Linked DNA regions of Homo sapiens: region 2 is linked to region 1. The links are chromatin contacts, found by Hi-C or POLR2A ChIA-PET in ENCODE. All regions are on one chromosome and are shown on one strand. The core of a region is the stretch at or near the end of the contact, and the rest is flanking DNA. Distances in the headings are between cores, read along the strand shown. Region 1 holds the start of RIPK4 (receptor interacting serine/threonine kinase 4). Region 2 overlaps PRDM15 (PR/SET domain 15).

What was found. A loop is a pair of places that touch in the nucleus more often than their neighbours do. ChIA-PET counts read pairs that join two places held with the same protein, here RNA polymerase II (POLR2A). Pooled maps may share reads with other maps.
Region 2: a map of PC-3 shows a loop between it and region 1 (7-fold over the local background). The contact joins the enhancer-like site here to the promoter of RIPK4 in region 1. A Hi-C loop is called at or near these places in 10 of 168 maps with a recorded cell type or tissue (Caco-2, HepG2, MCF 10A and 7 more), 1 of 37 single-sample maps with no recorded cell type and 9 of 50 pooled maps. POLR2A ChIA-PET finds 5 or more read pairs at or near these places in 5 of 52 experiments (HepG2, MCF 10A, OCI-LY7 and 2 more).

The regions. Positions count from the first base shown.
Region 1 is chr21:41,764,797-41,769,980 of GRCh38, forward strand. RIPK4 (receptor interacting serine/threonine kinase 4) reads right to left here and starts at 2,256. Exons shown (of 8, transcript NM_020639.3): 1 at 2,064-2,256. The coding sequence starts at 2,245. LOC102724800 (a long non-coding RNA gene) reads left to right here and starts at 2,371. Exons shown (of 5, transcript XR_937745.3): 1 at 2,371-2,438; 2 at 3,063-3,221; 3 at 3,818-4,587. RefSeq lists an enhancer at 3,873-4,167.
Region 2 is chr21:41,814,393-41,819,576 of GRCh38, forward strand. It overlaps PRDM15 (PR/SET domain 15), which reads right to left. Exons shown (of 24, transcript NM_001040424.3): 19 at 1,313-1,444. Among named protein-coding and RNA genes, the nearest start is that of RIPK4, 50 kb to the left of the region's middle. RefSeq lists an enhancer at 2,464-2,513. Within about 2 kb of position 2,324, at least 7 of the 41 ENCODE cell types and tissues checked have a DNase peak (open chromatin) inside an H3K27ac peak, as active enhancers do; they include OCI-LY7, PC-3, PC-9 and 2 more, where a contact is called at or near this core.

The DNA of each region.
Region 1 (5,184 bases), core at 1,006-3,505:
CCAACTTCTCAGAAAGATCAGCCACTGCTGCACATGGCAAAGCCCCAACCTACTCTACCAGGCCCAGCAGAGCACAGGAGGTGAAATGCTTCCTGCTAGGCGATGCTGACCTCGACCTAGCCACCTGACATGCCACCACCTGTCTGCTTTGGGCAGGGTAGGAAAGGCTTCCAGTTAAAGTACAAAACACTTTTCAACCAAGCTATGCAATATCCTAAGTGATCCACCTTAAGTGGAGAAAGCCTCCCTCCAACCAGGCCACCCAAGAAATAAGGGACTGGTCGCTAGAAATAACAGAAGATCCTAAGGATGTGAGCTGGTGAGTCAGTCCAGGTAGGTGCTTGTTTACTTTGCTCTTCCAATATAAGAAAGTGGTGTGAAAATTTTCACTGATGATTAAAGCTCACACACATCCCCAAGAGATAAAACGAATGCCCCTATGGAGAGGGTTCCCTTTCAGAACCTAACCACTGGCTGGTATTCAAAGTGGTTTGGATTTCATCAAAATAACCACAGCACCCCTCCTGGCCTGAGAAGTTCCCAGAATCTGAGGCAGGGGAGAAAAAGTGCACAGCCTGGGCCAGCATCTCACCTTTGAACTAGTGGTGATTTGATGACACTCGTCACCACTCTACTGGTGTTTCCAAGAAACACTGGATTTGAGGGTTACGGCAAAAAGCCACCACTATCTCTGCTGTGTAGTCTCCTAGCCAAGGACGAAAATGCAAAGGGAGAGGACAGGCCTCTCATCCACAGAGGCGTCACAGTCACGGTATGGGGCTGCAGCACGCACTGCCACCCCAGACACAGGCATCACAACGATTCTGCAGAAAAGCTGGGGCTTAGCGGCCCCATCACTCAATCAGCCGAGCATTCGAAACCAGGTCTGCCAGGCAGCAAAGGCTAAATGGTATTTTAAAAAGGTGTCGCTTCTGAGTGTATGTGTTCAAGGAATCTCTAGGTAAAATACAAGCATAGCTTCCATGTAGAAGGTAAGCTTCATTAAAGGATAAATAATTAAAACGTGCTAAATTGAGCCTTACATATGAACCATCAAAATCAACTGTAAACAGTGAAATCTACAACAACAAAGAGGTACTGTTCAAGAACATTCTCCCTACCTCTCAAATTATGCACAGACGACAACCGACCCACCGAATTTAACACGGGCGGCTCTGCGTCCTTCCCATTCGTCTTTGTTACCTTGAACACTCCTGCTAGGTAGGTACAGGCAGGTTCCATTCTGACTTTTGGACTGGGAAACTGGGGTGCAGGAGGGCCCCATGGCACGGCCACAGAACTTGAATGCAAGGCCCTTCCCTAGCGGGTCGGTCTCGAAATTAAGTCAGCTAAAACGAGAGTGTGCGGCGAGGAAGCGCTGGGCGGACGGATCAACACCCCGGGCCCCGTGCCGGACCCCACTGCCAGGCCCGAGCCCCGGAGCTCCACCGCGCAAGCGCCGGGCGCCCGGGAAGCCTCGCCCGAGCCAAGCCGAAGCTTCCGACCGAAATAATTACAGTCTTACACCAATTTGTGTTCCAACGTAAATTACTAAGTAAGTCGAACGGAGGCTAACTCCACTCACAAAGCCCAGAGGCCCACATGGCAATTTTTCTAAGCCCTGCGCAGACCGCAGCGCCCCGGTGGGTCCCGGGCGGGCCGGACGCGCCTCCCAAGGGCGCGGGTCCGAGGCGCAAGGCGAGCTGGAGACCCCGAAAACCAGGGCCACTCGGGGAGTGTCAGGAAGCACGACTGGGCGCCTTAGGACGTCCGGGCAGACGCGGCCCCCGAGGAGCCCCAGAGGAGCCCCAGAGGAGCCGCCTGACCCGGCCCCGACGTGCGCGATCGAGCCCGGGCTCGCCAAAGCCCCCGCGCCCCTCCGGCCCGGACAGGCCGAGTGGACATTGTCGGAGCCCCGCGGCCTCGCCGGCAATTGGTTTCCCCCCCGAAGCTGCTCCGGGGGTGAGTTCGGGAGAGAGAGGCAGGACCCCGGGACCAGAGCACCCCGACCCCGACCCCAGCCCGGGCCCCAGCCGCCCCAGCGCCCCGCCCGGGCCGCTCACCTGTCGTCGACGTGCAGGCTGGGCGAGCACTTGATGGCCAGCCAGGTCTTCCAGTGGACATGGCGCACCTTGTACACCTGCCCGAAGCCGCCCGAGCCCACCTTCTCCCAGCCCGTGAACTCGCCCGCGTCGAAGGTGCGCAGCAGCGCCAGGGCCCATGGGGTCCCGCCGTCGCCCTCCATCGCGCACGTCTAGCCAGCGCCGCGGCGGCTGCCCAGGTGCCCAGGTGCGCGCTCCGCCCTGTTACGTCACTTCCGTAGGTCGTCCCGCCCCCAGGCCCCGCCCACTTACCCGCCCCCCGGGCGCCCTCTCTGCCAGCGCCCGGTGACTGCGGACGGATGAATAGACGCTGCGGGTCACTGCGCTCTCCCCTGGGTGAGCAGAGCTTCTCACGCTTCTCACGGGTCTCGACGTGCGCATCAGCTGCCCTGCTTTTCTTTGCTTTTTTTTTTTCCTTAATTGCGGAGTCACATGCAGTTGTAAGAAATCATTCACTTTGCCTAGTTTCCCCCAGTGTTACCACTTTGCAAAACTTTGCCAAAAAAAAAAGTCCAATCTCACAACCAGGATATTGACTTTGATACAGTCACCGATCTTATTCAGTTTTGCCGTTTTACTCGTCTTCCTTTGCATGTATTAGTTTTACACAATGTAATCATCTGTGTACCTTCCCGTATCCACCCCCACCTGGCCACTCCTGTGGCGATTTTACAGCCGCACCCCGGAGCCCTGGCATCACTAATCTTTCCTCTATTTCTAAAATTGTTTTATTTCAGAAATGTTATGTTTAGATACAGGAATCATACAGCGCCTAATTTTTTGAAATTGGCTTTCTTCACTCGTTAGTCTAATTCCCTGCAGGTTCACGTCTTGCTTTTTTACACGAGTTTCCTCTCAGAAAGTAACTTTTTTTAAAAAATTACCCAACAGCAAATCTAAAGTCCATTTCAAATGCAAGAGTTCCCTCATCCTTTCCTAAATAACAGCCTCTTTTTACAGGTAGAACAGATGGTTTGAAAAGGAAAGATTTTTTTTTCACATATGGGGAAAAAAAATTCCCAGCCTTGGAAGGATATTTGGGTTAGAGGCCGAAGTGCATCACAGATCACGCACGCGTCCACACCTCAGAAAACACTCACTCATTCCTGAGACGCAACGGTGAGTGAAGGCTTATTTTTGGCCACAGGAGATTAATAATGAAGACAGGAGGGCGGAGCTAAAGGAGAGGGTATTTTAACGACATTAACTGTGTTTTTGTGTTAGTAACTCGGAAAGAGAGAGGCTGCCCCAAGTCAGCGCATTGAAAGCCGCAGACCTAGTGTCTCCAGGCTCCCCCTTCCAAACGGGCGCGGACCTTCTTTCATAGCCTGTAGCGGGGAGCCGCGTCTCCCCACTGCCTCCCCACTCCCATCCGGCCGCTCTTTGGAGGGAACTCACACATCCCAACATGACGATGCTTGCTCGGGGGGCCTCCTGGGGGGACCAGGGAGCCACTTCCTTTCCCACATACTCCGGAAATTAAAGTTGGTCTCCTTAAGGCTGGAGTGGCAAATAGTTGTTTTAAGCTTGTCACAAATGTAACTTACATTTGGACTAATGTTTTAAAAAATAATTGGAGTTTTGAATCTACGAAGATACCTTGGAAGTAAACATAGTTATTATTTTGGTGGGAAAAAAATGAATGGACTTGAAAGTGAGTCACCTGTCCTGTTCCCGGGGCTCAGCTCTAGCAAAGTACCTTTCTCCATCTACAGTCTCCGGCACACAGCTCCGCAGCTGGGGGTGACTAAGAGCCCACACCACGCAAGTAATAAAACGCTCCAATTTCATTTATTTAATCATCTGTGTGCTTCATTTGACAAATATTTATGGAGTGTCTGCTGCTAGCTCAGTGCCTGGTGCCTGGGACTGAAGACCAGAGCCCCCTGGAGACCAAAAGAGCCAGCTCCCAGCTGTGAGCAGATCGGGTCCAAAGATCACGGGCTCGGCGGCAGGAACCTGGTTTGGTATCCGGCTCCTCTGCGGACTTTGAAGTGCTTTACCGATTCACATGACAACTGGTAAAACGAAAACAAACACCTTTCCAGGAATTGTGAATTCGAGTTCCAGACCCTCTGGGATTCCGGGAGCGCAGCTGCTATTTATGTTAACAGTCATTGGTCCCAGGCTGGTGAGGTTAGAATTTCCAAGTATAAAAGTAATTTAGTTTCGTTTTAAATACATTTTAGGGCCAAAGAAAAGTGGAACGATTTAAAGAAAAAGATGAAATGAATAATAGGGCAAGTTGGGAGGTGGCTGTCCTGAGGTTTCATGGGACAACATTAATTAACCTCATGAAGTGCCTGCATGGACAACGTGCCCGGTGTGGTTACAAACAAACCAATCAGCACAGATCCTGGGTGGAAAGCAGGGCGCAGCCACGGAGGCACAGTAGGGGTGCAGACTTGAAGGTTTTTAGGAGGTAAGCCCCGAGGGCACGAAGCTCCACGGAGAGACTGTTGACCCGCCTGGGAGTGCAGTGCAGGTGAGGAGGGGAGGGACGACGAGGGGAGACAATGGGGGGTGGGAGGTGGGAAGGAGGAGTTGGGGAAGGGGGCTGTCTGCTGACATTTGCAAGCCCCCACTCCCCCACTACCCTGTGTTCCTCCTGGCCCCTTCCCCAGAAGAATTCCAAGCCAGTTTCCTCCTATACTGGATGTCCTGACAGCGAATCTAAATAGGTGATCCCTTGAGCTCCAGGTCCCCAAGCTGTGCCCTTCTTCATAGGGGGCCATTTAGCACTGACCCACCCAGCAGGCAGCCCAAGGTCCCTGGTCTGGAAGTGCCAGGAAGCTGCCTTTAACATCCTACCGCAGGGAACAATGAAGGTTGCCGGCCAGGGAGAAGACAGGATAGAGACGTCTCTGGGTTTGCAGCCAGCCTGCCTCAGATGGGGTCCCAGGCTGTGACCATGGTGCATTTGCCTGTCCCTGACATGTGGGATAGAGGGACCTGCTTCGAGATGTCGGTGGGGATCCACGCAGATGATAATTATATGTGTGTGGCACATGCCAGGCCATGGGTGAATAGTGAGATTTTCAATTGAGTCATTTTCGTCTTTGTCCTTCTCAGGGTCCTGGAG
Region 2 (5,184 bases), core at 1,074-3,573, 50 kb after region 1:
TTTTGAGAATGCCTTGTGTTAGTGATTGCACAGGGTGCTCTAGTGTTTTATGAGAACGACTTGTGTTAGTGATTGCGCAGGGTGCTCTAGTGTGTTATGAGAATGCCTCGTGTTAGTGATTGCGCAGGGTGCTCTAGTGTTTTATGAGAACGACTTGTGTTAGTGATTGCGCAGCGTGCTCTAGTGTTTTATGAGAATGCCTCGTGTTACTGATTGCGCAGGGTGCTCTAGTGTTTTATGAGAATGCCTTGTGTTAGTGATTGCGCAGGGTGCTCTAGTGTTTTATGAGAATGCCTTGTGTTAGTGATTGCGCAGGGTGCTCTAGTGTTTTATGAGAACGACTTGTGTTAGTGATTGCGCAGGGTGCTCTAGTGTTTTATGAGAATGCCTCATGTTAGTGATTGCGCAGCGTGCTCTAGTGTTTTATGAGAATGGCTGTGTGTTAGTGATTGCGCACGGTGCTCTAGTGTTTTATGAGAATGCCTTGTGTTAGTGATTGCGCAGGGTGCTCTAGTGTTTTATAAGATCTTGGCCTTGTGTTAGTGATTGCGCAGGGTGCTCTAGTGTTTTATGAGAACGACTTGTGTTAGTGATTGCGCAGGGTGCTCTAGTGTTTTATGAGAATGCCTCGTGTTAGTGATTGCGCAGGGTGCTCTAGTGTTTTCTAAGATCTTGGCCTTGTGTTAGAGATGGCGCAGGCTGCTGTAGTGTTTTATAAGAATGTCTTGTGTTAGAGATGGCGCAGGCTGCTCTAGTGTTTTCTAAGATCTTGGCCTTGTGTTAGAGATGGCACAGGCTGCTCTTTGACCTGTCGCGTCACCGACTCCTTTCTATGCACATCAGCGTAGTACACACATCACCCGAGCGGACACCTTGCTCTTTTCTGGATTCACCATGGCTTAGCCAGTGCCCTACCGAGGCCACGTCTGACCTTCCAGCGCCTTCCCTAACTCAAAAGATGACAAGCAACCTTGCATGCACATCCCTGGCCCTTGTCTGGTCGCTATTTCTTGTGCACATTCCTGAGGGGGAAACAGCTGAACGGGAGGAACATTTAAAGACTGACCAGTCTCCCAATGCCGGAAGTGAGCTGTGCAGCATGCTCTCCGGTGACGAGGCCCCTGTGGGAGGGGGACCTTTTGAGATATGCAGCTGCTCACCCCGGCCCCAGGAAGCTCTCTTGGGGAACCCGGCACTCAGTGGGAATCACAAAGAGGAATCGTCTCAAGGCGGCTCTCTCTTCTCCCACGGCCCACCTGGCTTCCCTACACAGTGAGCGCCGTGGCTGGCGCGGCCCGGGCCTCGGACTCACCCGTGTGCCGCTTGCAGTGCTTGAGCATGTTGACCTTCTGCGCGAACCTGCGGTGGCACTCCTTGCACTCGTACTCCTTGATGCCCTTGTGCAGCTTCATGTGGTGGCGCAGCGCGTGCTTGGTCTTCATGCCTTCAAGGACACAGCGAGTCAGAGGCGGCCACACCCCCACGCAGCCCACCTGGGGGCCCATGCCCGAGACCCTGGGGCAGGCACAGGCAGCGGCCCGTGCGGTACTGGTGAGGGTGTGGGCCGGCCCCCGAGGATCCCGGTCAGTCCACCAGCGGTGAGACCTGGGAAGTGACTGTGCCCAGAGGCCGGGAGGGACTGACTGCAACATCAGGTTCACTCACTCCTGCCAGGGCCTGGCCGAGCCCTGACCACGCGAGCAACGCCGGGGCGGTGGGTAAACTTCCCTGCGTGCCCATGGCAACCCGGCGGGAGAATTCGGTGAGAGATAGATTAATACAAGCATGACTAAAGGTTCCCTTCAACCTTGACAATATGAGTGGTGATTGGGATTCGGACGCGAGATGGTTTCAATCTACCTGTAATTTAAGAAGCCAATCTTAAGAAGCTGAAATACTCCAAAGCCTCACTCACACAGCCAGTGGAGAGAGGGTGGCCCTGGCATAGGGGCTGAGTCAGAGGTTGTGGTGCGCTGGCAGGGACAGCACTGTACAAGGCCCTCCGCAGGGGGCACAGGCATGTGCGGCTTGGTACACCTGACCGTGAGGCTGACACGCACCAGGGAACAGGGCGACCCAGCCCAAAGGCAGCCTCCCCAGCCCCGAAGAGGCGCCTTCACTGTGCCTGCCCAGGGCGGTGGGCAGCCTGCACTCCCAGGCCACCGTGTTCCCTCCACATTTGGGGAAGAACTACTGAGCCTGAACACAGCTCTGTAGTAAGCTGGTCAACGGTTCCCCTGTGATTCCACCCTCACCAGATGCAGGGGTGACCATCCACCAGCTCCTGCCAGAATTCTAAAGGCCGGGCCAGAAGACCTCCCTGGCTACGAGAAAACTGCGCGGCTGGGCCAGCAGGGGGAGCAAAGGCCCCACGATGAAGCCCGCTGCCTGCACACACAGCTGCACAACTCCTGGCCTCGGGTGGGGACGGCACCTGCAGGCCTATTACCAATGACCGAAGAGTGATTCCACCTGAAAAAGTTACTGTCAATCCTTTTGATTAAAAAAAAAAAAAAGAGTGCCGGTCACTGCTGACACGCCCAGACCCCAGCACTTCCCTCTTCCTGCTTCTAAAATGAACATATTCCAAATTTCAAAACTAATACACAGTCACAGAAAACCCAGAAAATACAGAAGAGATGGCATCTCCACATTCTGACCTCCCCACCACAGCCAGCATTGGTGACAGTAATGTTTTTTCTTCCATTTAACAAAGAAAATCTGCCAACAGTTTCAAAATAAACACAACTGCCAGACAGAGGAAATTTTAAAGCTTGCTCTACTGGGATTGTGAGTCAATCCATTTACAAATTACCGTGGGGAAAACTGATGTTTTTTAAATACTTATAATTTCTAATCCCGAACAGGGGATGCCTTTTTTATAGCTTTCAATACCTGGTGTCATATTCTTACTGGCCACAGTAAGTTCTTGTAGATCATTCCTGAGTAGTTCAAGGCCCATGATGTGATTCTGAACAAGACGTTTTCCTCCACACACACAGAAAACCTACTGGCTGGGCCCCTGCCTCCACCTGCTGGTGACAGGCTCTCACGACTACTAACAGCCTCCCACTTGGTCCCTGACACTGACTAATTCCCTGGTCAGGGCTAGAATTTCTGGAAAAAAATGTAAAGTAATAATATGCAACAGTGTTTCTTGCAACACTGTAATAATAAATGACTATAACAAAACAACCAGAAACTTTATAAAATAAAGGGTCTGGTTATATGAATCGTACGAAGGGCTTGAAAGATAAAACCAGGCAATATTTACATGTTCCGATATAAAAAGATCTCCAAGACGTATTTTCAAGTAAAAAAAAAATAGCAAAGTATCAAAAAAACAAATGAGCACAAGCATGCGCTGGTATGTACTAGCAACTGTTGCGTGATAGCACGATGACAATACTGGAATTTGGTATTCTGTAAAATAAATCTGGCAACTGATGTATTAATGCCAGCATTTTATTTCAGCTATTCAGAATTCATTTTAAAAAACGATGCAACTAAATAATTAATACATTTCAAACACTAAAATGTCTACAACATTATAAAATGTGGCTTTACCCCACACCCCTTGCCTCCCAGGGCATCTGGTGGCATTTGGGGACCTGCAGGGGACCCAGGTGTGGCTCCTCTCTGCCTGCCTAAGAGGCCCGGCCCTGAATAAGCCCCCACCCCTGCCCCTCCTGTCTCTACGCGCTACTCAGGACCCCTCCAGCCAGGCTCACCACACTGTCTTAAACATTTTACTTCTTGGGGGCATTGGGGAGGAAAGGGGAGGAGCAGGTGGTGAAAGGGGCTGGGAGCTTAAGGCAGACGCGGATAAAGAGCAAGCCAGCCTGTCCCGCTAAGGCAGGCAGACACTGCTACCGACATTCTGTTCAGAGAAACCACCTGTCCCGCTAAGGCAGGCAGACATTGCTACTGACATTCCGTTCAGAGAAACCACCGCAGTGGCTCTGCGAGGACCGGCTGGGGTTTGAGGGGAGAGTAACTATGCCACCTTCCAGACCTGTTTGTATTGTTTAAAAAATATGTCTTGGCGAGGTGCATGCGCTGCTTTTTTAATAACCACCCATGTGCCGTCCTTGCGCAAAGTTACCCTGGAGGAGGGGCAAGAGCCTGTGCTGGCCTCTGAGGTGAGGAACAGAGGGCCAGGAAGTGGGGAAAGGAAAGACCCCCTTTCTGGCCTTTTCTGCAGGCAGTTCTTTTAGGCTTTGACACGCAGCGTTATTCTACGGGTGCTCATAGGGGTCACCCGGCGAGTGCAGTTCATGCAGCTCCTGTGTTTCCAACACACTGTCACCGGGACAGCATGAGCAGGGTCGCTTGAAACAGCCCAAGACAAACCTGCTGCTCCAAAACTTTTAGGAAGTTGTTTTAAAAAAAAAATAAAAACAGGAATGGGTTAAAATTATGATGTGTACTGGAATTATCTTTGTATTTTGCTTACTAAGTTGAGACATCTTATTACTAGGTTTGTTATTAATGAATGTTCTGTCGTTACAATGAAGATTCCTCGGCCGTGGTGAGTTTCTCTCTCACCACGCAGCCGATTCTAGTCTGCGTAGTGAATACGCTGAGGGTTTTGCATCTACTGTCAGACCCCGTGGTGGCTTTGGGAATCATTCTATACTTTAAACAATTAGATCCTGCATTATTTTCCTACTTTTAAAACGATTTGTTTGTGCCTTTAAATTTATCACATCTTTCTGCTTTCTGGACTACTTGATTTTTCTTGCAGATTCCTGATTTAAATGCTGCCTCGAGTCCTTCTTTCCTTAAGTAAGCGACTGAAGCCTATGGGCTTCCAGGGCCACACTCTGGCAATGCCTCTCGCACTATGGTAGATACCTTGGTCACATCCCCTTCCAGAGCCCTGCAGCTGGGCGGCCTGGCTGAGCCTGGCCCGTGGCCCCCAGCACCCACACCCACCTTTCCCACACTCCCAGTTCTCGCTCACATCCCCTCCCAGCGCCCTGCAGCAGCTGAGCGGCCTGGCTGAGCCTGGCCCGTGGCCCTGGCGCCTGTACCCACCTTTCCCACACTCGGCCCGTGGCCCCGGCCCCCGCCCCCGCCACACCCACCTTCCCCACACTCCCAGTTCTCGCTCATGTCCCCTTCCAGCACCCTGCAGCAGGGTGGCCTGGCTGAGCCTGGCCCATGTCCCCAGCACCCGTA